Regions from separate parts of the Homo sapiens genome. Here regions 2 and 3 are each linked to region 1. A link is a loop called in an ENCODE intact Hi-C map of the cell type or tissue named here. Cell type or tissue: CD4-positive, alpha-beta T cell. All regions are shown on one strand. Links, peaks and the distances in the headings refer to the core of each region. The heading gives the core; the rest is flanking DNA.

Region 1 (8,049 bases), core at 2,860-5,359:
GGTTTTCCAAGTGATGTCTAGATCTGCAGGCACGGAGCCTGGAAGAACGAGTCACGCTGTGAGTGGGCGCGGGCCGTAGCAGGTGTGCACTCGTAGGGCCAGTAGGGATATAGTGCCGGTGCCCTCACTGCGACCGAGGCGCCCTGGAGTCGTGGCGGAGGACGTTTCCTGCGTTAAGACAGGTGTCTGTGCTGCGCTCAAAGAAAATGTACCCCCTAAGTTTGTGTGTGTGTTTAAATTTATTTTAAACTTTTAGTAAGATTCACTTTTTGGTGTTCAGTTCAGTGAGCTGTAGCAGGTGCATGGACTGTAGTGACTTCCACCGCAGTCAGGATACTCAGGAAGGCAGCCTCTCTCCTCCCCGCTCTTGCAGCCGCCTGTCTGTTCCTCAGTCCTCCTGCTTTGCCCATTCCAGAATGTCACATGTGGGCTTGGAGTCTGGCTTGTTTCGCTTAGCATAAGGCGTTGGAGATTCAGCTATGCTCTGGTTTGTCCCTGAAGAGTAAAGATACAAGGGTCTGAAAAGTGTGGCTCTCGGATACAGCCTGAGAGAGAGACTAAAATGATAAAGTGATGAGAAAAATTACAAAACTATAGTTCATTAAAAACATTAAACAGCATAGAACCGTGTATACTAAAAGTGAAATTCCCTCGGTACTTCTAAGTAGTATAATAGTCTTTTCTGTGCATAAGTAATTTTTTAAATAACATAGTGAGATCATATTGCATATATTATCGTCATACATTTTTCACTTAATGATGTTTGGTTACTTAAAGATCTTAGCAATCTTTACATGTTGATATATATAGTCTGTACACACAGATTTCCCTCAATCTTTTAAATAACCGTATAGTATTCCTTTTTTTTTTTTTTTTTTTTTTTTTTTTTTGTGACAGAGTCTTAACTCTGTGGCCCAGACTGGAGTGCAGTGACGCAAACTCGGCTCGCCACAACCTATGCCTCCTGGGTTCAGGTGGTTCTCCCACCTCAGCCCCCTGAGTAGCTGGGATTACAGGCACGCACCACCACACCCGGCTAATTTTTGTCTTTTTAGTAGAGACGGGGTTTTGCCATGTTGCCCAGGCTGGTCTTGAACTCCTGACCTCAAGTGATCTGCCCGCCTCAGCCTCCCAAAGTGCTGGTATTACAGGCATGAGCCACTGTGCCCGGCCAAATCACTATAGTATTCTGTAGTGTGGATGTTTCATAATTTTATCAGCCTCCTGTTGATTGACATTATAGTTATTTACTGTTTTTCACCACTACAGTCAATGCTTGTGTCTGTATCTTTGTGCACATACTCAAGTTTATAATGCTAAAGGTGACTTTGGGTTTAAATAATAGCTAACATCTCCCTCCCTCCTTTGTTTTCTTTTCTTTTATGTTATGTTATTTTATTTTATTTTTTGTGAGACAGGGTTTTGCTCTTGTTGCCCAGGCTGGAGTGCAATGGTGTGATCTCGGCTCACTGCAACTTCCACCTCCTGGGTTCAAGCAATTCTCCTGCCCCAGCCTTCCGAGTAGCTGGGATTACAGGCGCCTGCCACCACACCCAGCTAATTTTTGTATTTTTAGTAGAGACAGGGTTTTGCCATGTTGGCCAGGCTGGTCTCAAACTCCTGACCTCAGGTGATCCACCCACCTCGGCCTCCCAACGTGCTGGGATTACAGGCGTGAACCACCGCGCCCACCCAAAACATATTTTATAGTGTGAAGTTTTAACTAACATGTCCAAGCTATTCTCATTGTTTTTCCTATTAAAATTTAGCCAACCCTTAGAGGCCATTGATAAAGCATGGATTAATTACACTGACATAATTTAAAAACCTTATTTTAGCCAGTGCAATAGTATCAGACAAAGAAAGAAAAGGCATACAAATTGGAAAGGGAAAATTGTCCCTATTTGCTGACAACATGATTATCTACATAGAAAATCCAGGGAATCTATGAAAAAGCTACTAGAACTAATTAATGAGGTTAGCAAGGTCACAAGATACAAAGTCAACACACAGAAGGCGACCTTATTTTTCTTTTTTTTTTTTGAGACAGAGTTTCATTCTTGTTGCCCAGGCTAGAGTGCAATGGTGCGATCTCGGCCCACCGCAACCTCTGCCTCCCGGGTTCAAGCGATTCTCCTGCCTCAGCCTCCCGAGTAGCTGGGATTACAGGCATGTGCCACCATGTCTGGCTAATTTTGTGTTTTTAGTAGAGATGGGGTTTCTCCGTGTTGGTCAGGCTGGTCTGGAACTCCCAACCTCAGGTGATCCGCCTGCCTCGGCCTCCCAAAGTGCTAGGATTATAGGCGTGAGCCACCGGGCCCGGCCTGGCGACCTTATTTCTGCATACAGCAGTGCCCCTTATCCATGGGGAGATACATGCAAAGTCAACACTATACAAGCTGACCTTATTTCTGTTTACAACAGTCCTTGTTATCCATGGACGATACGTTCCAATGGAAGCCTGAAACCTGAGATAAGACAGAACCCTCCGTGTACTGTGGTTTTTTTCCCTATACATCTATGCCTATGATAAAGCTTAATTTACAAATTAGGCGCAGTAAGAGATTACCAACAATAACTGTTCATAATATAGAATAATTATATACTGAATAAAAGTTATATAAATGTGTTCTCTCTTTCAAAATATCTTTTTGTATGCACTCACCTATTTTTGGAGGGCAGTTGACTGTAGGCAGCTATAACTGGGGAAACAGAAATTGCAGATAATGAAACTACAGGTAAGTGGGGACTACTGTACTAGCAATGTACAATTAGAAAGTTAAATTTGGCTGGGCGTGGTTGCTCACGCCTGTAATCCCAGCACTTTGGGAGGCCGAGGCGGGCGGATCACAAGGGCAGGAGTTCGAGACCAGCCTGGCCAACATAGTGAAACCCTGTCTCTACTAAAAATACAAAAATTAGTTGGGCATGGTGGCGTGCGCCTGTAGTCCCAGCTACTCAGGAGGCTGAAGCAGGAGAATCGCCTGAACCCGGGAGGCGGAGGTTGTGGTGAGCCGAGATCGCGCCACTGCAGTCCAGCCTGGGCAACAGAGCGAGACTCCGTCTCAAAAAAAAAAAAAGAAAATTAAATTTAAAAACACAACATTTCGTTTGCTTCAAAGGAATCAAATACTTAGGTATACATTGAATAAGACTTACAGGATCTGTATGCTGAAGATGAGAGAAATCAAAGATCATTTAAGTAAATGGGGGAACATACCATGGTCAGTGGTTGGAACACTCAACATAGTAAAGACATCAGTTCTCTTCATATTGATCTATAAATTTAACCCAATTCCAATTTAAAAATATTAGCATGCTTTAAAAACAAAAATTTTAAACAAAAATTTTGTTTATTGAGGTATAATATACCTACTTTATAAAATTCACCTACTTTTAAGTATACGTTTGGCTGGCCTGTGAACGAGGGGGTTAGGGATTCCAACCCCCTGTGCAGTTGAAAATCCGAGTGTAACTTTTTTTGAGATGGAGTTTCGCTCTTATTGCCCAGGATAGAGTGCAATGGCACGATCTTGGCACACTGCAACCTCTGCCTCCTGGGTTTAAGCCATTCTCCTGCCTCAGCCTCCCAAGTAGCTTGGATTACAGGCATGCGCCACCACTCCCACTAATTTTGTATTTTTAGTAGAGAGGGGGTTTCACTGTGTTGGTCAGGCTGATCTCGACCTCCTGACCTCAGGTGATCTGCCCGCCTCTGCCTCTGCCTCCCAGAGTGCTGGGATTACAGGCGTTAGCCACCGAGCCTGGCCTTTAACCTTTTTTTTTTTTTTTTTTTTTTTTGAGACGGAGTCTCGCTCTGTCTCGGCTCACTGCAAGCTCTGCCTCCCGGGTTCAAGCGATTCTCCTGCCTCGGCCTCCTGAGTAGCTGAGATTACAGGCACCCGCCACCATGCCTGGCTAATTTTATATTTTTAGTAGAGATGGGATTTCACCATGTTGGCCAGGCTGGACAAGTATAACTTTTGACTTCTCAAAAGTTAAAACTACGTGACTTCCCAAAAGTTAAAACTACGAATAGCCTGCTATTGACCAGAAACCTTACTGATAACATAAACAGTTGATTAACAGAGATTTTGTAAGTTATATGTATTACATACTGTGTTCTCATAATAAAGTAAGCTAGAGAAAAGAAAATGTTGTTAAGAAAATCATGAGGAAGAGGAAATAAACTGACTACTCATCACGTGGAAGTGGATCATCAGAAAGGTCTCCATCCTCAAAAAGCTCACAGTGAGCAGGCCAAGGAGGAGGAAGTGGATGGGTTGGTTTTGCTGTCTTGGGGGTGGCAAAGGCAGAAGTGGAGGGAGGTGGAAGGAGGGGCTAGAGAGGCAGGCATACACCGTGTAACTTTTACTGGAAAAAGTCTGCAAATAAGTGGACCCGCATGGTTCAAACACGTGTTGTTTCAGGGACAACTATACAATAATTTTTAGAAGATTTCTGGAGCTGTGCAACAACCATCACCATAATCCAGTTTTTGTTTGTTTGTTTTGAGACAGGGTCTCACTCTGTCACCCAGGCTGGAGTGCAGTGGTGTGATCTCAGCTTACTGCAACCTCCGCCTCCTGGGTTCCAGTGATTCTCATGCCTCAGCTTCCCAAGTACCTGGGATTACAGGAGGTGCCACCAAGCCTGACTAATTTTTTTGCATTTTTAGTAGAGGAAGGGGTTTCACCGTGTTGGCCAGGCTGGTCTCGAACTCCTGGCCTCAAGTGATTCATCTGCCTCGGCCTCCCAGTACTGGGATTATAGGCATGAGCCATCGTGTCCGGCCTGTTTTTGTTTTTTTAATTTTAATTATTTTTTAAATGGAGATGGGGTATCACTATGTTGCCCAGGCTGGTCTTGAACTTCTGGGCTGGAGCAATCCTCCTTTCCTCCTGAAAGTGCTAGGATTACAGATGTGAGCCACCAGGCCCGGCCTTGCTCATCTGTTGATGGACAGTTAGGTTGATTCCATGTCTTGGCTGTTGTGAAAGGTGCTGCAATAAACATGGGGTACAGCGATCTCTTGGACATACGGATTTCATTTCTTTTAGATATATACCCAACAGTGGTGTTGCTGGGTCATATGGTAGTTCTATTTTTAATATTTTGAGGAACCCCCGGCACTGTTTTCTACAATGGCTATACTGATTTACATCTCCACCAACAGTGTACAAGGGTTTCCCTTTCTCCACACCCTGGACAACACTTGTTATCTTTTGCCTTTTTGACAAGAGCCAGTCTGACAGGTGTGAGGTGATAGCTCATTGTGGTTTTGATTTGGATTCCCTGATGATTAGCGATGTTGAGCATTTTTTCATACACCTGTTGGCCACTTGTACACCTTCTTTTGAGAAATATCCATTCAGATCTTTTACAATTGAGTTGTTTGAATTCTTTGTATATTTTCATTATTAATCCCTTATTAGTTATATGGTTTGCAGATATTTTCCTGCATTCTGTAGATTGTCACTTTGTTGATTGATTCCTTTGCTGTGCAGAACATTTTTAGTTTGATGTAATCCCATTTGTCTATTTTTTCTTTTGTGGCCTTTGCTTTTGAGGCTTTATTTCCTCAAAATAAGCCAGGCACAGAAAGACAAGTACTGCACGATCTCACTCACATGTGGAATCTGAAAACGCTGATGCCACAGAAGAACAGAGCAGAATGGTGGTTACCAGAGGCTGGGGTGGCTGGCGGAAGGGGAGAGAGGAAGATGTTGGTCAAAGGATACACATTTACAGTTAGATACAAGGGGGAAAGTCCAGAATAGGCAAATATACAGAGACAGAGAGTAGACAGGTGATTGCCTGGGGCCAGAAAGCAGGGGAGAGAGGATCAGTGAAGAACGGGTAGAAAAAGTGAGAATAACTGCTAATGGTTAGGGAGTTTCTTCTCCCTTTTTTTTTTTTTTTTTTTTTTTTGACAAGGTCTCGTTCTGTCACCCAGGCTGGAATGCAGTGGGGCAATCATGGCTTACTGCAGCCTTGCCCTTTTGGGCTTAAGCAATTCTCCCACCTCAGCCTCTCCAGTACCTGGCACTACAGGTGTGCACCATCATGCCTGGCTAAATTTTGGTTGGTTGTTGTTTTGTTTTTTTGAGACGGAGTCTCACTCTGTCGCCCAGGTTGGAGAGCAGTGGCGCGATCTTGGCTCACTGCAACCTCTGTCTCCCAGGTTCAAACGATTCTCCTGTCTCAGCCTCCTGAGTAGCTGGGATTACAGGTGTGCACCACCATGCCCGGCTAATTTTTGTATTTTTAGTGGAGGCAGGGTTTCACCATGTTGGCCAGGCTAGTCTCAAACTCCTTACCTCAAGTGATCCTCCTGCCTCAGCCTCCCAAAGTGTTGGGATTACAGGTGTGAGCCACCGCCTAATTTTTGTGTTTTTTTGTAGAAATAAGGTTTCACCATGTTGCTCAGACTGGTCTCAAACTCCTGAGCTCAGGTGATCCCCCTGCCTGGGCTTCGCAGGGATTATAGGCTAAGCCACCGCACCTGGCCACATTTAAGTCTTTAATTCATTTCGGGTTGATTTTTGTCTATGTTGAGAAGCCAAGGTCTGATATTATTTTTCTGTATGTGTGTATCTAGTTTTCTCAACACCGTTTATTGAAGAACCTATCCTTTTCTCATTGTGTGTTCTTGGCACCTTTGTTAAAAATCAGTTGGCTGCAAATGCATGCATTTATTTCCAGGCTCTATTCTGTTCCATTGGTTTATGTGTCTGTGTTTATGACAATAGTGTGCTGTTTGGGTTACTATATCTCTGTAGTTTTTTTTGTTTTGTTTTGTTTTTGAGACGGAGTCTCACTCTGTCACCCAGGCTGGAGTGCAATGGCGCAATCTTGGATCACTGCAACCTCCGCCTCCCGGGTTCAAGCGATTCTCCTGCCTCAGCCTCCTGAGTAGCTGGGGATTACAGGCGTGCGCCACCACACCCAGCTAATTTTTTTGTTTTTAGCAGAGACGGTGTTTCACCATGTTGGCCAGGCTGGTCTCGAACTCCTGCCCTCAGGTGATCCGCCCACCTCAGCCTCCCAAAGTGCTGGGATTACAGGCGGGAGCCACCATGCCCAGCCTCTGTAGTATATTCTGAAGTCAGGTAGTGTGATGCCTCCAGCCTTGTTCTTTTGCTCAGGATAGCTTTTGCTATTCCAAGTCTTTTGTGGTTCCACACAAATTTTAGGATTTCTTTTTCTATTTGCATGAAGAATATGGTAGGTATTTTGATAGAGACTGCATTGAATCTGTAGATTGCATTGAATCTGTAGATTGCTTTGAATCTGTAGATTGCATTGAACCTGTAGATTGCATTGAATTTGTAGATTGCTTTGGGTACTATCTATTGTTTATTTATTTTTTGAGATGAGTTACCTAGGCTGTTACCCAGGCTGGAGTTCAGTGGTGCAGTCATGGCTCACTGCAGCTTTGATATCCTGGGCTCAAGCGATCCTCCCACTTCAGCCTCCTGAGTGTCTGGGACTACAGGTGTGAGCCACCACGTGCAGCTACTTTTTATTTTATTTCTTTTCTTTTTCTTTTTTCTTTTTTTTTTTGAGACAGAGTTTTGGTCTTGTTGCTCAGGCTAGAGTGCAATGGCGCAATCTTGGCTCACCGCAACCTCTGCCTCCCGTGTTCAAGCAGTTCTCCTGCCTCAGCCTCAAGCTACTCAAGCTGGGATTACAGGCGCCCACTACCACGCCTGGCTAATTTTGTATTTTTAGCAGAGATAGGGTTTCTGCATGGTGGTCAGGCTGGTCTGGAACTCCTGACCTCAAGCGATCTGCCTGCCTTGGCCTCCCAAAGTGCTGGGATTACAGGCATGAGCCATCACGCCCAGCCTTATTTTATTTTTTAGTAGAGACAAGGTCTAGCTGTGTTGCCCAGGCTAGTCTTGAACTCTTGAGCTCAAGTGATCCTCCCACCTCATCCTCACAAAGTGTTGGGATTACAGATGTGAGCAACAGCACCTGGTCTATTAATTCTGTTGTTGCCAGTGTTTTTGGTGTCATATCCAAGAAATCATTGCCAAATCTGAT
Region 2 (8,049 bases), core at 2,608-5,107, 90 kb after region 1:
GCGTGAGCCACTGTGCCTGGCCATAAACCAGTAATTTTTTTTTTTTTTGAGACAGGGTTTTTGCTTTGTCACCCATTGCTGGATTGCAGTGGCGCAATCACAGTTCACTGAAACCTCCGCCTCCCAGGCTCAAGCAATCCTCCTGCCTCAGCCTCCCAAGTGGCTGGGACTACAGGCATGCACCACCACATCTGGCTAATTTTTGTGTTTTTTGTAGAGATGGGATTTCACCATGTTGCACAGGCTGGTCGCGAACTCCTGAGCTCAATCAGATCTCCTGCCTGGGCCTCCCAAAGTGCTGGGATGTAGCCGTGAGCCACCGTGCCTAGTCCTAAACCAGTAATTTTCTATTAGATTATTTAGACATATACAAGTGACACTGATGTTGACCACCACCCACTCAAGAAGAGGCTGGATACTAAAAGAGATGATGTCTGAGCTGAGTCATGTGCTCACAGCAGACAGCCCTTGTACTCACAAGCACTCACATATGCCACGTGCACTTGCTTCTGCTGCAGTATGAGTCACAGTGTATATCTGTGTGATTATGGAATACACAGGAATCCACTCAAAAAACAGATTAGTGCTTTTTTTATGAATAGTGAACTAGGGCTGGTATCTTGCAGGAATAAAATAAACTTAGATGAGGGACCCATTTATGCAATGTTATCTTTTTCGTTCTTGGTCATGTCACCACTTACAGCATGCCTGCTTCTCAGTAAGACACCCTTTTGAGCACATTAACTAGTATTCTTTATCTCATAAGTAAGATTGTCCCCATTTCACAGATGAAGGCTCAGAGTGTCGTGAAAGTTAGAGCACCCAAGTTGCACGACTGGCGAGTCCAGAGCCGGCTCTGTGTGCTGTGACCCACCTTCTCTGCTTGTCGAACAAGGCTGGAGACTGTATCAGGCACGGGCAGCAGAGTCTGTCTTGAACTGAGCTGTGTGACTGGACATCCAGAGTGCTTCCTCTTCTGAGCTTAAGTCTTTTACAGCACAGTGTTTGTGACGGTGCCCTTCCCCAGAAGTAGTGCCTCCTCCCACTCCCCTGAGTAGTTAAGTCACATCTGCTGTTTGTTACCCTAGCTGTGTTGTCTCTCGGATGTGTCATCTTTGGGGTGAGCTTAGTCTACTGGGAAACCGGACACTGGGCAGGGGGCCAGAGGCCTGGGACCATGTGTTCATTGAGTGATGCCTCCTCTGACAGCTGTCATCCTGAGCCAGTCAGGGCGGGTCTGAGAATGAATTCTCTCACTTGTAACATGAGGTCATTAGATTTCACTGATGACTTTCGTGTTCTTCTTTTCAAACATTGAACCTGTTATCAACCAAAAATATTACACAGAATCCCAGCACATAAAGCCCAGGGTGCTGCTCTGAGGAGAGGCTGGGAGGAGGGGGTGTGGGCGAAGATGTGTAGATGGTTTCTTCAAGGTTGCAGCGGGCCGCAGGGCTTGGGCCTGGGACAGACACTGGGTGGGGTTTCTGTCCTTCAGTGTTGTCTAATCTCGTCACTGTAATCAGTTTTGGCTCTTTGTTTTGGGGGGTCTCATGACCCTCTACACATCTGATAATTCACTAGAAGGACTCACATAACTCAGAGTCTTACAGCTGCAGTTTATTCCAGCAAAGGGGTACAAAGCAGGATCAGTAATGGAAGCAGACAGATCAGGCGGAGGCTGAAGAAAGCAGGAGTGGCTGTATTAATATAAGATAAAATCAACTTCAGAGCAAAGAATATTGCCAGGGAGATTACATAATAATAAGTCAAACCACCACGAAGAAAACATAGCAATGCTAGATGTTTATGCGTCAAACAACAAGGCTTCTGTACTTGAAGGAAAGACTAATAGAAGTAAAGGAGAAGTGAACAATCCCACAGTTACAGTTGGGGACTTCAACTCTCATTTTAGTAATTGACAGAACAAGTAGACACAAAATCAGCAACAGTAGAAAAGAACTGAACACCACCATCGACCAACAGGATCTAACTGACGTGTGTAGGTTCCTCTACCCCACAACAGCAGAATATATACGTTTTTCAGATTCCCATGAAACATTCACCAAGATAGACCATACGCTGGGCCATAAAACTCACCTCAACAAAATTTAAAGAACTGAAATCCTATGGAGAGTGTTCTCCAACTACAATGAACTCAAACCAGAAACCAATAATAAAAAGATAACCAGAAAATCTCTATATGCTCGGAAATTAGCACACTTTTAAATAATCCTTGGGTTGAAGAGGAAATCTCAAGAGAAATTTAAAAATACATTGAATTGAATGAAATGTAAATATATCAAGATTTGATATATACAGCTAAAGAAGTGATTTATTTGATTTGATTATTCGATTTATTTATTTGATTTATTTGGTATACAGCTAAAGTGCTGAGAGGGAAATTTATAGCACTGAATACTCACAGTAGGGGTCTCCTGCTATCTGCACCCGTGTCCTTAGACAAGCTGAGGGGTGTCCTTCTGCAGGAACCACCTTGATATGTTTTGGCTCTATGTCCACACCCAAATCTCATCTGAAATTGTAATCCTCATAACCCCCATGAGTCAAGGGAGGGACCTGGTGGGAGGTGATTGGATCATGGGGGTGACGATGTTCTCATGATAGTGAGTTCTCACGAGATCTGATGGTTTTATAAGGGGTTCTTCCCCCTTGCTCTCTCTTCTCATTCCTGCCACCTTGTGAAGAAGGTGCCTGCTCCCCCTTCACCTTCCGCCATGATTGAAGTTTTCTGAGGCCTCCCCAGCCATGTGGAACTATGAGTCAGTTAAACCTCTTTCCTTTATAAATTATCCAGTCTCAGGTATTTATTTTTAGCAGGGTGAAAATGGACTAATACAGTAAATTGGTACTGGTAGAGTGGAGTACTGCTATAAAGATACCTGAAAATGTGGAAGTGACTTTGGAACTGGGTAACAGGCAGAGGTTGGAACAGTTCGGAGGGCTCCAAAGAAGGCGGGAAGATGTGGGAAAGTTTGGAACTCTCTAGAGACTTGTTGAATGTTTTTTGTTTGTTTGTTTGTTTTTTGAAATGGAGTCTCACCCTGTTGCCCAGGCTGGAGTGCAATGGCGCAATCTCAGCTCACTGCAACCTCCGCCTCCCAGGTTCAAATAATTCTCCTGCCTCAGCCTCCCAAGTAGCTGGGATTACAGGTGCCCACCACCATGCCCAGTTAATTTTTTTGTATTTTTAGTAGAGACAGAGTTTCACCGTGTTGGCCAGGCTGTTCTCAAACTCCTGACCTTGTGATCCACCCACCTCGGCCTCCCAACGTGCTAGGATTACAGGCGTGAGCCACCACGCCCTGCCTGTTGAATGGTTTTGACCAAAATGCTGATGGTGCTATGGACAATAAAGTGCAGGCTAACTAAGGTGGTCTCAGATGGAATTGAGGAGCTTGTTGGGAACTGGAGCAAAGGTCACTTTTACTACACTTTAGCCAAGAGACTAGCAGCATTTTGCCCCGCCCTAGAGATACGTGGTACATTGAACTTGAGAGAGATCTGAAATTGGAGTTTGTTTAAAAGGGAAGCAGAGTATAAAAGTTTGGAAAATTTGCAGCCTGAGGATGTGATGGAAAAGAAAAACCCATTTTCTGGAGAGGAATTCAAGCTGGCTGCAGAAATTTTGAATGTCAATCACCAAGACAATGGGGAAAATGTCTCCAGGACATGTACGAGGCAGCCCCTCCCATCATAAACCCAGAGGCCTAGGAGGGAAAAATGGTTTTCTTGGCTGGGCCCAGGGCCTGCCCTGCCCCTATGGTTCCCCCTCCCCCACCTCCCCACCCCACCCCCCATCCCCGTGCAGCTTCAGGACTTGGTGCCCTGCATCCCTGCTTCCTGGTCGCTAAAAGGGGCCAACATACAGCTCAGGCTGTTGCTTCAGAGGGTGCAAGCCCCAAGCCTTGGTGGCTTCCGCGTGGTGTTGGACCACCTAGATTTCAAAGGACATGTGGAAATGCCTGAATGTCCATGCAGAGGTTTGCTGTGGGGGTGGAGCCATCATGGAGAACCTCTGCTAGGGCAGTGAGGAAGGGAAATGGGGGGTTGGAGCCCCACACACAGAGTCCCCACTGGAATACTGCCTAGTGGAGCTGTAAAAAGAGGGCCACCCTCCTCCAGACCCCAGTCAGCTTGTACTGTGTACCTGGAAAAGCCACAGACACTCAATGCCAGCCTGTGAAAACAGCCAGGAGGGGGACTGTACCCTGCAAAGCCACAGGGTGGAGCTGCCCAAGACTGTGGGAGCCCACATCTTACATCAGTGTGACCTGGATGAGAGACACGGAGTCAAAGGAGATTATTTTAAAGCTTTAAGATTTAATGACTGCCCCACTGGACTTTGGGCTTCCATGGGGCCTGGAGCCCCTTTGTTTTGGCCAGTCTCTCCCATTTGCAATGGGAGCATTTATCCAATGCCTGTACCCCTATTGTATCTAGGAAGTAACTAACTTGTTTTTTATTATATAGGCTCATAGGTGGAAGGGACTTGACTTGTCTCAGATGAGACTTTGGACTTGGACTTTTGAATTAATGCTGGAATGAGTTAAGACTTTGGGGCACTGTTGGGAAAGCATGATTGAGATTTGGGAGGGGCCAGGGGCAGAATGATAAGGTTTGGCTGTGTCCCCCACCCAAATCTCATCTCCACTTGTAATCCCCATTATGCCCACATGTCAAGGGTGGGAGCTGGTGGGAGTTGACTGGTTCATGGGGGCAGTTTTCCACATGCTGTTCTTGTGATAGTGAGTGAGTTCTCACGAGATCTGATGGTTTTATAAGGGGCTTCGCCTTTTGTTCTCTCTTATCTTTCCTGCCTTCTTGTGAAGAAGGTGCTTGCTTCCCCTTTACCTTCTGCATAACTGTAAGTTTTCTGAGGCCTCCCCAGCCATGTGGAACTGTGAGTCAGTTAAACCTGCCTTTTTTTTTTTTTTTTTTTTTGAGATGAAGTCTCGTTCTGTCACCCGGGCTGGAGTGCAGTGGCGCGATCTCGGCTCACTGCAAGCTCCACATCCCAGGTTCATGCCATTCTCCTGCCTCAGCCTCCCGAGTAGCTGGGACTACAGGCACCTGCCACCACGCCCGGCTAATTTTTTGTATATTTAGTAGAGACGGGGTTTCACCGTGTTAGCCAGGATGGTCTCCATCTCCTGACCTTGTGATCTGCCCACCTCGGCCTCCCAAAGGGCTGGGATTACAGGTGTGAGTCGCCGCGCCTGGCCTAAACCTGCTTTTTTTTAAAATAAATTATGCAGTCTTGGGTATTTCTCTATAGCAGTGTGAAAACGGACTAATACACACCCTAACTACCTTCCTCGCCTTCCCACTCCACAGGGGTCTCTCTCCCGGCTCCGGGGGTGCCCTGTGCATCCTGAGAAGGCAGCTCCCCCGGCCCCTTCAGGGTCCGACCTTGGGCATCCTGCTGGGAGACTGGGAGGCAGGGGGAAACTCTGGGTCGTATTCATTTCTCATTCTAGACTTCAAAATGGCTTCTAGCGAGTCGGCTATTCAACAAATGTTGAAACACCAAATGGTTTTCTTTTCTTTTCTATTTTAGCAGGTTTCTTTTTGGTGGCAGGCTAAGTAGGTTTTGTAACTGTACCAGTTAAGGGCAGTAGATTTTACAAGTCAGTAGACTCAGACCCGCTCACCTGAGCCTGTGTGTGTTGAGTGATCTTCTCACACAGTTCTTCATCTGCACATGTGTGCGGGGACCATGCTGAGAGCTCTGTGCCCTGTTTTCCAGGCTTTGAACTTGGCCTACTCCAGCATTTACGGCAGCTACCGGAACTTCGTGGGACCTCCACACTTTCAAGTCATCTGCCGGCTTCTCGGCTACCAGGGTATCGCCGTGGTCATGGAGGAGCTGCTGAAGGTCGTCAAGAGCCTGGTGAGTGTTCCCTGGACATGCTTCTTTCACACAGCCTGGATTCCCTGGGGCACCCATGCCAGAGGGTCTTCTCTGCCTGGACTGTGATTCTCCAACAGCTGGATTCGTTCAATTAGGCTTCAAACATTTCTGACCATATATAGTTTGATACTTCCCTCATCTTTTCAAACTCAAGAGAATGGGTCCAGGTTATTTTAACTGATACGCAGAGTTTTTATTTGTATGTGTAGAGAGGGGGTCTTGCTATGTTGCTCAGGCTGTCCTTGAACTCCTGGGCTCCAGAGATCTGCCCATCTTGGCCTCCCAAAGTGCTGGGGTTACAGGCGTGAGCCACCTTGGCCAGCCTGGATTTAGTTTTCTAGACATAACTTACTTTTTATAATTTTTCATCCTTTTTATTATTTTAATCTTCTGTGACTTGAGACCATGTAAGAGTTTGGTCACTTGGCACAGCCATCAGCCCGTGACCCAAACAGGTCCTTCCAGGACCCGCTGGGGACTCTGTCCCAAAACATGTGGCAGCTTGGAGGGTGTTAGGATTGCTGACCTCACCACAGCTGAGCCTGGGGCCGCACCCAGGAGCACAGACAGCGTCCTGGGGGACCCTGGAGCTGGCAGTGCTCACGATGCTGGGGTGCATCCCCATAGGAGACACCTGGCGACAAAGCTCTCCCCTCATTGTGGCACCCCGGGACCACTTTCATCTTGAAAGAGGAGTCCAGTTTCAGAACATGAATTCAGTCATGGGAAGCCACCTGGTGATGGTTGCTCTCTCTCCCGGGGTGGATTTTATTCCCCAGCCAGACGATCCTGCAGCCTTGCTGGTTACCGAGCTCTTTGCTAACAGACTTGTTTCAGGGTATGCGCCGGCCACAGGCGTTAGCAGAGCGGAGTGGGGTGGCTGACGCAGCCCGTCTCATCTCCCCGGCAGCTGCAAGGCACAATCCTGCAGTACGTGAAGACGCTGATGGAGGTGATGCCCAAGATCTGCCGCCTGCCCCGGCACGAGTACGGCTCTCCTGGTGAGTGCGGGCGTGTGGAGCTCACAGTGCTGTCTGTGGAGAGGTCAGAAAGGAATTCAAGTCAGAAATTCTTGAGAAGGATTAGATTTGCCATGTGGGAAGAGGCAGTAGACAGACAAATGCACCTTACAACCAGGAAGAGGTGTGTTGGGGTCACTGTCTGCAGGCGAGGAAGCAGAGGTCAGCCTGCAAGAGTTGAGACAAGAGACCCCTGAACACCACGCTCTCGGGCACCCCTACGAAAGAATTGCCACCCAATGAGGCGAGAGAGCCGACTGCTGGGTCCTGCTGCCCTGCTGGGCCTATAGGGACTTGAGGCTCAGAGACAGGCCCACCGAGATGGTGCAAGGCCTGCCCCTGCCCCCAGGCCGTCCCATCCATCTGCAGGTCCAGCTGCAGGGCCCTCAGGCAGGTGTGCTCTTAGGGACAGGCCCACGTGACTTGCTGTGGGTTGGTTTGGGGCAATGCAAATAAATAGCTTTAGTGATCTCAGAAAGCATTGTCTCATAAAATTGTATGACAGGGACCTTTGTCACGTAACAAAACTGCTTTTAGTCTCTTACCTGGCCGAGTTTTCTTGAAAGCTGGACAGTTGAACACTAGCCTTGTGTTGTAAAGCGACTTGAGCCTGCACGTGGGTGACCGACGAGGCACTGTCCTGATGGGCAGTCAGTCAGCGTGGCTGAGCTCTTGAACACGTGGCTCAGGACTTTTTGCTTTTTGGCAACTCCCCAGGGCTGTTGCTGGTGTTTGAGGAGACGATAAGGTGTCCCCCTCAGCCACCATGGGGAAGTAGCCATCAGCACGGCCCTGGCTCAAGAGAATCTGTTTTCAGTTTATTGTCAGAAAGTAGAGGAGGAATGCTGGGATGATTAAAACCAATGCTTATGTCGTGACTAGAGATGGAAATTTCAGATGTTGAGGAGGGAGCCATTTCCCAGTGTGGTACAGGGAAAGCTTGCTGGGAATGACACAGGTGCATGAGCGTCCCCGCCCCCACCCCCGCCAAGTGGGGCTGAGTCCCTGCAGCGGTGCTGAGAGCTGGGAGGAGCAGAGGGGCCGTGTCGGGCCGCTGGTCCTTGGGGAAGGGGCACTCGGGCAAGACCTGCTGGG
Region 3 (8,049 bases), core at 3,068-5,567, 53 kb after region 1:
GAAAGATTTTCCCTTTTGTGATTTATTTTGATCACATAAAAATTATCAAATTGGAAGAGTACATGGTCATTTGAAAGGCAAAATCTTTATTTACTTACTTATTATTTTATTTTTTGTAGAGATGAGGCCTCACTATATTGCTCAGGCTGATCTTGAACTCTTGGGCTCAAGTGATCCTCCTGCCTCAACCTCCCAAGTGCTGGGGTCATAGGCATGAGCCACTGTGCCTGGCCCAGAATCCTTTTTAAAATGATGATGAAATGCCAGAGTCTTAGATACTCAGCACTCACTATCCAGGCCATTTTGCCGGGTAGATTTTTTAAACGAGAGGTTACAGGGCCAGGGTCTTTTGCCCATCTGTGGAGATGGACGGTGTGTGCGCCCTCATGTGTGACTTTCAGAATGCAGCAAAGGTTTGAAGGCTGGCCTGGCTTTGGCCACCATCGTGTGAGTCAGACCAGAAGCCAGGCGTTTTGCATGCAATATGGAACACCTCTGCTCTTTCGGCCACCACAGTATTCCTGGAAGCTTGTGCACCCCACCGACAAGTACTCCAACAAGGACTGCCCCGACAGCGCTGAAGAGTACGAGCGTGCCACGCGCTACAACTACACCAGCGAGGAGAAGTTTGCCCTAGTGGAGGTGAGGATGCTCGGCCGCTCGCTCTTCCTCATGTCGCTCTAGCTTCACACCATCTTCTCTGTCAAAAGCAAAAACATGAACAAAACTGCCTGTTTACTCATTGCTTCTGTGTGGGCACCCCTTTCCATCTGGCAGAGTAGTCAGAGTAGAACGCATTAGAGAAACAGTGGTTGTCGGTCCTGGGTCTGCACTGAAGCTCCCTGGGTGCGAATCTGGACTCCTGGACCTGCGTCTGGATGGAGAGCAGTGTCGGGTGCGGGGAAGGGAGGTGAAAGAGATGTGGCCCCTGCTGAGAGAGAAGAGCTGTCTTGCTCTCCTGTGAGGCAGGCGCTGCACTCCCCTCGTGAGCCTTTCCATGGGCAGCTCTTCATTCCAGCATCAACTGGTATCTTTTCTTTCATAGCTGTGCTTTTCCTGTGCTGTTTGAGAAATCTTTGCATACTCTCAGGTCGTGAAGGTATTCTGCATTGCTTTCTGGATACTTCACTCTGCTTTCACACTGAGATGCGAAATTCACCTGAAATTCATTTTTGAAACAATTCCGTCCAACCCTCACGCTGCCACCTTTGTAGCTGGTCACGTGACAATGCATGTGTGGCTGTGTTTCTGCTCTGCTCTAACCCAGTGTCAGTTGCTGTCGGTATCCCAGCACCACTCTGTAGCTTTGTAGTCATCTACCGTGTATGAGAAAGCACGTCTTTCTGTCTCCTAGACTTCCTTGGCTATTCTTCCCCACTGTAGTTTCATATTCATTTTAGAATCAGCTTTTCCCATCCCACAGTGAGGATTTTAATCAGGATATGAACAATCCTATGGATCATGACAGGAGAATTGACAGAAGTCTCATACAGTTGGCCCTCAGTGTTCTTGGGTTCCACCTCCATGAACCAACCTTGGGTCAAAAATGTTCAGAAAGAAAAAATAACACTACAACAGTGAAAAGTAATAAAAATGTTAAAAACCACTGTTTTGGCCTCAGCCTCCTGGACTCAAGCAATCCTCCCACCTCAGCCTCCCCATTAGCTGAAACTATAGGTGCATGCCACCACACCTGGCTAATTTTTATATTTTTGGTAGAGATGGGGTGTCACCAAGTTGCCCGGGTTCGTCTCAAACTCCTGAGCTCAAGCAATCCACCCGCCTCAGCCTCCGAAAGTGCTGGGATTGCAGGTGTGAGCCACTGCGCCCAGCCAAAATTTTCTGATTTTTTGACATAAGGTTTTTCATAGTAAATTCTCATCTTATTTTGGTAGAAGCTTTTTTTTCACATAACCATACAGTTCACCCATTTGAAGTGTAAAAGTCAATGCTTTCAGCACATTCACAGAGTTGTACAGTCACAATCAAATTTAGAACAAATATAAATGCCAGCCCATTATCAGCCACCCTTCATTCTTCCCTCCCTCAACCGTATGCAGCCACCACTCTGCTTTCTGACCCTGTAGATTTGCCTGCTCTGGGCATTTCATATGAGTAGATCATACCATATGTGGCCCTTTGTGACTGGCTTTCACAAAGCATAATTTTCACTTAGCATAATTTTCCTTTTATTTTTCTTAAGATGGAGCCTTGCTCTGTCACCCAGGCTAGAGGGCAGTGGCGTGATCTCAGCTTACTGCAACTTCTCCCTCCCGGGTTCAAGCAATTCTTGTGCCTCAGTCTCCAGAGTAGCTGGGATTACAGGCACCCACCACCACGCCCGGCTAATTTTTGTATTTATAGTAGAGACAAGGTTTCACCATGTTGGCCGGGCTGGTCTCAAACTCCTGACCTCAGGTAATCCGCCTGCCTTGGGCTTCCAAAGTGCCAGGATTACAGGCGTGAGCTACCGTGCCAGGCCACTTAGCATAATTTTCAAGATTCACACAGGTATCACTGTTTTGTTCTGTTTATTGCTGAATAATATTGCATTACATGGATATGTTACATTGTATTTATCCATCCATCAGATGATAGACATTTGGGTTATTTCTACCTTTTCACTACTATGAAGTTGCTGAGAACTTCTTTTTCTTGTTTTTTTTTTTTTTTTTTTTTTTGGAGACAAGGTCTCACTCTGTCACCCAACTGGAGTGCAGTGGCAGGATTATGGCTTATTGCAGCCTCAATCTTCTGGGCTCAGACAATCCTCCCTCCCCAGCCTCCCAAGTAGCTAGGACCACAGGCACAAACCACCATGCCTGACTAATTTTTAAATTTTTTGTAGAGATGGGGTCTCACTGTGTTGCCTAGTCTGGTCTTGAACTCCTGAGCTCAAGTGATCCTCCTGCTTTGACTTCCCAAAGCACTGGGATTAGAGGTGAGCCACCATGCCCAGCCTCTATGAGCTTTCATGTGCGGGTTTTTGTGTAGATGCTGGTTTTCATTTCTTTTGATTGTATAGCTAGAAATGCAATTACTGGATCATAACAGCACATTTAGCTTTTGAGGAACTACCAGATAGTGGCAGCACCATTTCTCCTTCTTACCAGCAGTAAGTGAGGGCTCCAGTTTCCCCACATCCACACCAAACTTGTTATTGTATGTCTTTTTGATTCTAGCTATCCTAGTGGGTGTGAGGTGGTATCTCATTTCATTGCGCTTTTGATTTGCGGTTTTCTAACAACTAAGGATGTTAAACGTCTTCTTATGTGCTTGTTGGCCATTTGTGTGCATTATTTGGAGAAATGTCTCTTCAGATCCTTTGCCCATTTTTAATTAGGTTATCTTTTTTATTATTGAGTTGTAACAGTTCCTTATACATTCTAAATATCAGTTCCTTACAGCCATAGGATTTTCAGTATCTTCTCCCATTCTATGATTGTCCTTTTAGTTTCTTAATGGAGTCTTTTGAGACACAAAGTGTTTGAATTTTGATTATGTTTGATTTATCTGTTTTTCTTTCGTTGCTTATGCTTTTGGTGTCATATATAAGAAATCATTGTGTAACCCAGGTCATGATGATTTACTCCTGTGTTTCCTTCTAAAAGTCTTTTTTTTTTTTCTTTTTTGAGACAGAGTCTTGCTCTGTCACCCAGGCTGGAGTGCAGTGGCATGATCTCAGCTCACTGCAACTTCTGCCTCCCAGGTTCAAGCAATTCTCCTGCTTCAGCCTCCCAAGTAGCTGGGATTACAGGTGTGCGCCACCACACCCAGCTAATTTTTGCATTTTTAGTAGAGACAGGGTTTCACCATGTTGGCCAGGCTGGTCCTGAACCCCTCACCTCAGGTGATCTACCCGCCTTTGCCTCCCAAAGTGGTAGGATTACAGGCATGAGCCGCCACGCCCAGCCTCTTCTAAAAGTTTTATAGTTTTAGCTCCTAACTTAAACCTAATTTAAATATATGATCCATTTTGAGTGGATTTTTATACAGCGTTTGACAAGGTTGTGTGAGGGGCCCTCCAGACCACCCTCCATCCCCCTGACTGGCTGGGAGGACTCACAGGGCTTGGTAGTTGTTGCACTGAAGGTTATGACTCCTTGCAGCCAAAAGACAGAGTCAGATCAGCAAAGGGAAAAGGCACAGGAGTGGAGTCCAGAGAAGACAGGTGTAAACTTCCAGCTGTGCCTGCTAGTGGAATTGCACGGGACGTGCTTATTTCTCCCAGCGATGATGTGTGACAGCACACACAAATTGTGGCTCACCAGGGCAGCTCCCCAGAGCCTTGGGGTCCTGGGTTTTTACTGGGGGCCAGTCACGTGGCTGACCTTGGCTACTCAGACTCTAGGTCCTCAAAACACACACAGGAGGTCACTATTAGTCACCTTGTTAGCAGAGACTGATCAGACTGGTACAGCAGTAGGCCCGGGGCCCCAGGCACACAAAAACATAATCTCTAGGCAGGACACTCCCAAGGTTCAGAGCTGGTTCCTGGGATGACTTCAGCCAGTCCTGAAGATGGGCCTTTCTTGGGGATGTGCGGAGTTTCATTCTCCCCAGCCTGCTGAGTTAACCCTTTCCTGCACAAGGGTCCACCTTGATTCTCTCGCATGTGCAGATACAGTTGTCAGTACTATTTGTTGAAAAGATGATCTTTCCCCATCAAATTGTTTTGGTACCCTGTTGAAAATCAATTGTAAGTTAACTTCTGGACTCTTAATCCTATCCCATTGACCTCTGTCTATCCTATGACAGTATTTTTTCATAATCTCTTAATCTGTCTATAAACTGCTAATGTCCCCTTTTTCATTCTTAATGCTGGTAACTCGTGCTTCTTTTTTTTTTTTTTTTTTTTTGAGACAGAGTCTCGCGTGTTGCCCAGGCTAGAGTGCAGTGGCACAATCTCAGCTTACTGCAACCTTCACCTCCCGGGTTCAAGCTACTTCTGGCCAATTTTTGTATTTTTAGTAGATACAGGGTTTCACCAATGTTGGCCTGGCTGGTCTTGAACTCCTGACCTCAAGTGATCCACCCTCCTTGACCTCCCAAAGTGCTGGGATTACAGGCGTGAGCTACTGTGCCTGGCCTGCTTCTCTGTCTTTTTTTTCTTTGTTATTCTTGCTAAGCATTTGTCAGTTTTACTGTTTATTTACTGAACAGCTTTGTCTTTGTTGATCACCCTTGATTATACACTTGTTTTCTGTTTCATTGTTACATTTATTTATTTATTTATTTATTTATTTATTTATTTTTGAGACAGAGTCTCGCTGTGTCACCTAGGCTGGAGTGTAGTGACGCCATCTCAGCTCACTGCAACCTCCACCTCCCAGTTTCAAGCAGTTCTCCTGCCTTAGCCTCCCAAGTAGCTGGGACTACAGGTGTGCACCACCACACCAGGCTAATTTTTGTATTTTTAGTAGAGACGGGGTTTCACCATATTGGCCAGGCTGGTCTCGAACTCCTGACCTTGTGATCCGCCTGCCTCGGCCTCCCAAAATACTGGGATTACAGGCATGAGCCACTGCGCCCGGGTGCTTTTAGTTATTTTTCTTCGATTTTGGGGGGGTTTATTTTGCTGTTTTCTATAAATTAGTGATGAATGTTTGATAAGTATTATGATTTTTATCCTTTTTAGTTTTCTAATGCGTGCATCTAAAGCTCTCAGTTTGCTGTTAACTTGCCTTTTCCTTCTTCCTGTAAGTGTGAATATGTAGGATTGTTATGTTCACTTAAATGGGTTTTTCCTCGTTTGGTTTTTTAAATAGAACTTTTCTTTTTTGTTGATTGGAAAAACAATATAAAATCATCAGTTTTCCAAAGTAAGCATGCTGAAAACACAAGCATGGCATTAGGAAGGCACAGTGCCTGCGGCGCCATCACAGAGATGGCGCTGAGCAGCTGGGTGCGTTTTCTTCCAGACTTTTTCCTTTCTAAAATTTTCATTATTTTAATTGCATATAGACCATGAGTCTTACATGAAAGCAGTCTATTTGGAAATTCTTTACGTTATAGAAGGATGAATTAAAAGCAGACTGTCAACTTTTCCACCTGAAAATTTCATGAAAAAGAAAAGCACCAAAATCATATAAGCCATGTTTCAAGTACTTGTCAGACACGTCTTCATTTACCCATGAATCAGGCTGTTTATAAAGCCATAATGAGGAACTCAAAAGGTGTGAATAAAACCAGAAAGTGATAGAGGGAGACTGTGTGAAGCCTTGGGGAAACACATTTGTGTTCTTGCTAAGTGAACTTCAAACCAACAGATTTAATAAAAGTAGGAAGATGCCTAGCCAAGCATGGTAGTGCATGCTTATAGAACTAGTTACCCAGGAGGCTGAGGCAGGAGGATCGATTGACCCTGGGAGTTCAAGGCTGCAGTGAGCTATGATCATGCCACTGCACTCCAGTCTGGGCAACAGAGTGAGACCCTGTCTCAAAAAAAAAAAAAAAAAAAAAAAGCTGCCTTAATTTTGAATCTGTCAAATACTTAATTTCAAAAGGTTTTTTTTGTTTGTTTGTTTTTTGTTTTTTTTTATTACTGTGGACTGAAGACCATTTTCAGATGTTGAAGTAGGGTTTTTGTTTTGTTTTGTTTTGAGACAGGGTCTCGCTCTGTCACCCAGGCTGGAGAGCAGTGGCATAGTCATGGCTCACTGCAGCCTCGAACTCCTAGGCTCAAGTGATCCTCCTGGCTTAGCCTCCCGAGTAGCTGGGACTATAGGCTCATGCCACCACACCTGGCTAATTTTTAAATTTTTTGTAGAGATGGGGTCTGGCCATTTTGTTCGGGCTGATCTTGAACTCTGGTCTCAAGTGATTCTCCCGCCTCAGCCTCCCAAAGTGCCAGGATTATGGGTGTGAGCCACTGTGCCTGGCCAAAGAAGGGTTGTTAAGATTTTCCCAAATGTATTAGTCTTAGGTACAGCGTTCTAGTTAAAAGATAAAAAGAAGTGAATTATGTTTCACTGGTGCTATTAAATGTTCCACTTTGGTGTCTTATATGTCAGACATCCACACGGCAGGGTGGACTTGGGGTAAGTGTGTCTTGCTCTGCCTCACTTGCTGCTTTCAGAGAGATTTCTAGGCCTCACATAGCTATCATGAAGTTGGCTGTAGAAATATTTATAAACGGCAAAAGCCGTAAGAAAGCTCATGCAATTGTAAAGGTCATACTTGGTTTGTGACCTTCAATTGTTTATTCAGAAAGTAATAAAGCACACTGTCATGACAAAATTACTGTCTGGAAACAGGGAAATAATGAGCCCTGGCACCATTTTTCTGTCCCAGGAATTCCTTTGGAAGCTCTTTGTCATGTAATTATGTTCCATCAGAGTCTTCCAGGCTTTTTCTGTGAATGGTAGTTCACTGCGCCTTTGTTGTGAACAATATGGGATTTGGACTACAACCTCTTGTAACTTCTTTTTCTAGTAATATCATGCCTGCTTTCCTGAGTCTTTTTCTTCTTTCCTATTTGAATTCCATCACAGGAGGGTGTGCTGGGGTGGATGCATGTGTGTTTCGAGTCAGATGCATCCCTGTCCTCCAGGTGCTCATGGTCTGATGGGGAGTCAGATGCGGGCACAGTTCCATTGACTATGGCTTTGGAGAAGACGTTTTGGGGCAGGGCAGCTGCAGGGCACGAACGCGGGAGGGCGTAAGGTGCTGTGGGCGAGGAGGAGCAGCCCCCGGCATGTGCCAGGCAGAGGAGGCTTGGTGCCATCCCTAAGAAGGGCCGTCCCTGTTGCTGTGTCCCCCGCAGGTGATCGCCATGATCAAAGGCCTGCAGGTGCTGATGGGCAGGATGGAGAGCGTGTTCAACCACGCCATCCGGCACACCGTCTATGCCGCACTGCAGGACTTCTCCCAGGTGACCCTTAGGGAGCCGCTGCGGCAGGCCATCAAGAAGAAGAAGAACGTCATCCAGAGGTCAGCCTTCCCCACGCCCTGTGCCCGCTGTGCCCACACGTCCTCGGATGAACTTGGATTCAAACAACAGGAGCGTTAAATTCTCAAAAATGATTTCAATATATTTATCTTCAACCT

What was found. A loop is a pair of places that touch in the nucleus more often than their neighbours do. Peaks named below come from ENCODE experiments on the same cell type or tissue, not always from the same donor. Only the 100,000 strongest peaks of a DNase experiment are listed, where the experiment ranks them.
Region 2: a loop joins it to region 1, with 2.5 times the contacts of the local background. A loop is called at or near these places in 8 of 110 quality-filtered maps.
Region 3: a loop joins it to region 1, with 9 times the contacts of the local background. A loop is called at or near these places in 15 of 110 quality-filtered maps.

What each region holds. Positions count from the first base shown.
Region 1 is chr15:22,971,194-22,979,242 of GRCh38, reverse strand. All of the region lies in intron 1 of CYFIP1 (cytoplasmic FMR1 interacting protein 1), which reads left to right. Among named protein-coding and RNA genes, the nearest start is that of CYFIP1, 5.2 kb to the left of the region's middle. RefSeq lists enhancers at 1-546, 1,676-2,177, 2,178-2,677. In CD4-positive, alpha-beta T cell, for the core only: no CTCF peak of the experiment used is centred there; a DNase peak (open chromatin) is centred at 4,252.
Region 2 is chr15:22,880,733-22,888,781 of GRCh38, reverse strand. It overlaps CYFIP1 (cytoplasmic FMR1 interacting protein 1), which reads left to right. Exons shown (of 31, transcript NM_014608.6): 24 at 5,771-5,914; 25 at 6,846-6,936. Among named protein-coding and RNA genes, the nearest start is that of NIPA2, 46 kb to the right of the region's middle. RefSeq lists an enhancer at 5,916-7,115. In CD4-positive, alpha-beta T cell, for the core only: no CTCF peak of the experiment used is centred there; no DNase peak of the experiment used is centred there.
Region 3 is chr15:22,918,575-22,926,623 of GRCh38, reverse strand. CYFIP1 (cytoplasmic FMR1 interacting protein 1) reads left to right here. Exons shown (of 31, transcript NM_014608.6): 13 at 517-642; 14 at 7,766-7,932. Among named protein-coding and RNA genes, the nearest start is that of CYFIP1, 58 kb to the left of the region's middle. In CD4-positive, alpha-beta T cell, for the core only: no CTCF peak of the experiment used is centred there; no DNase peak of the experiment used is centred there.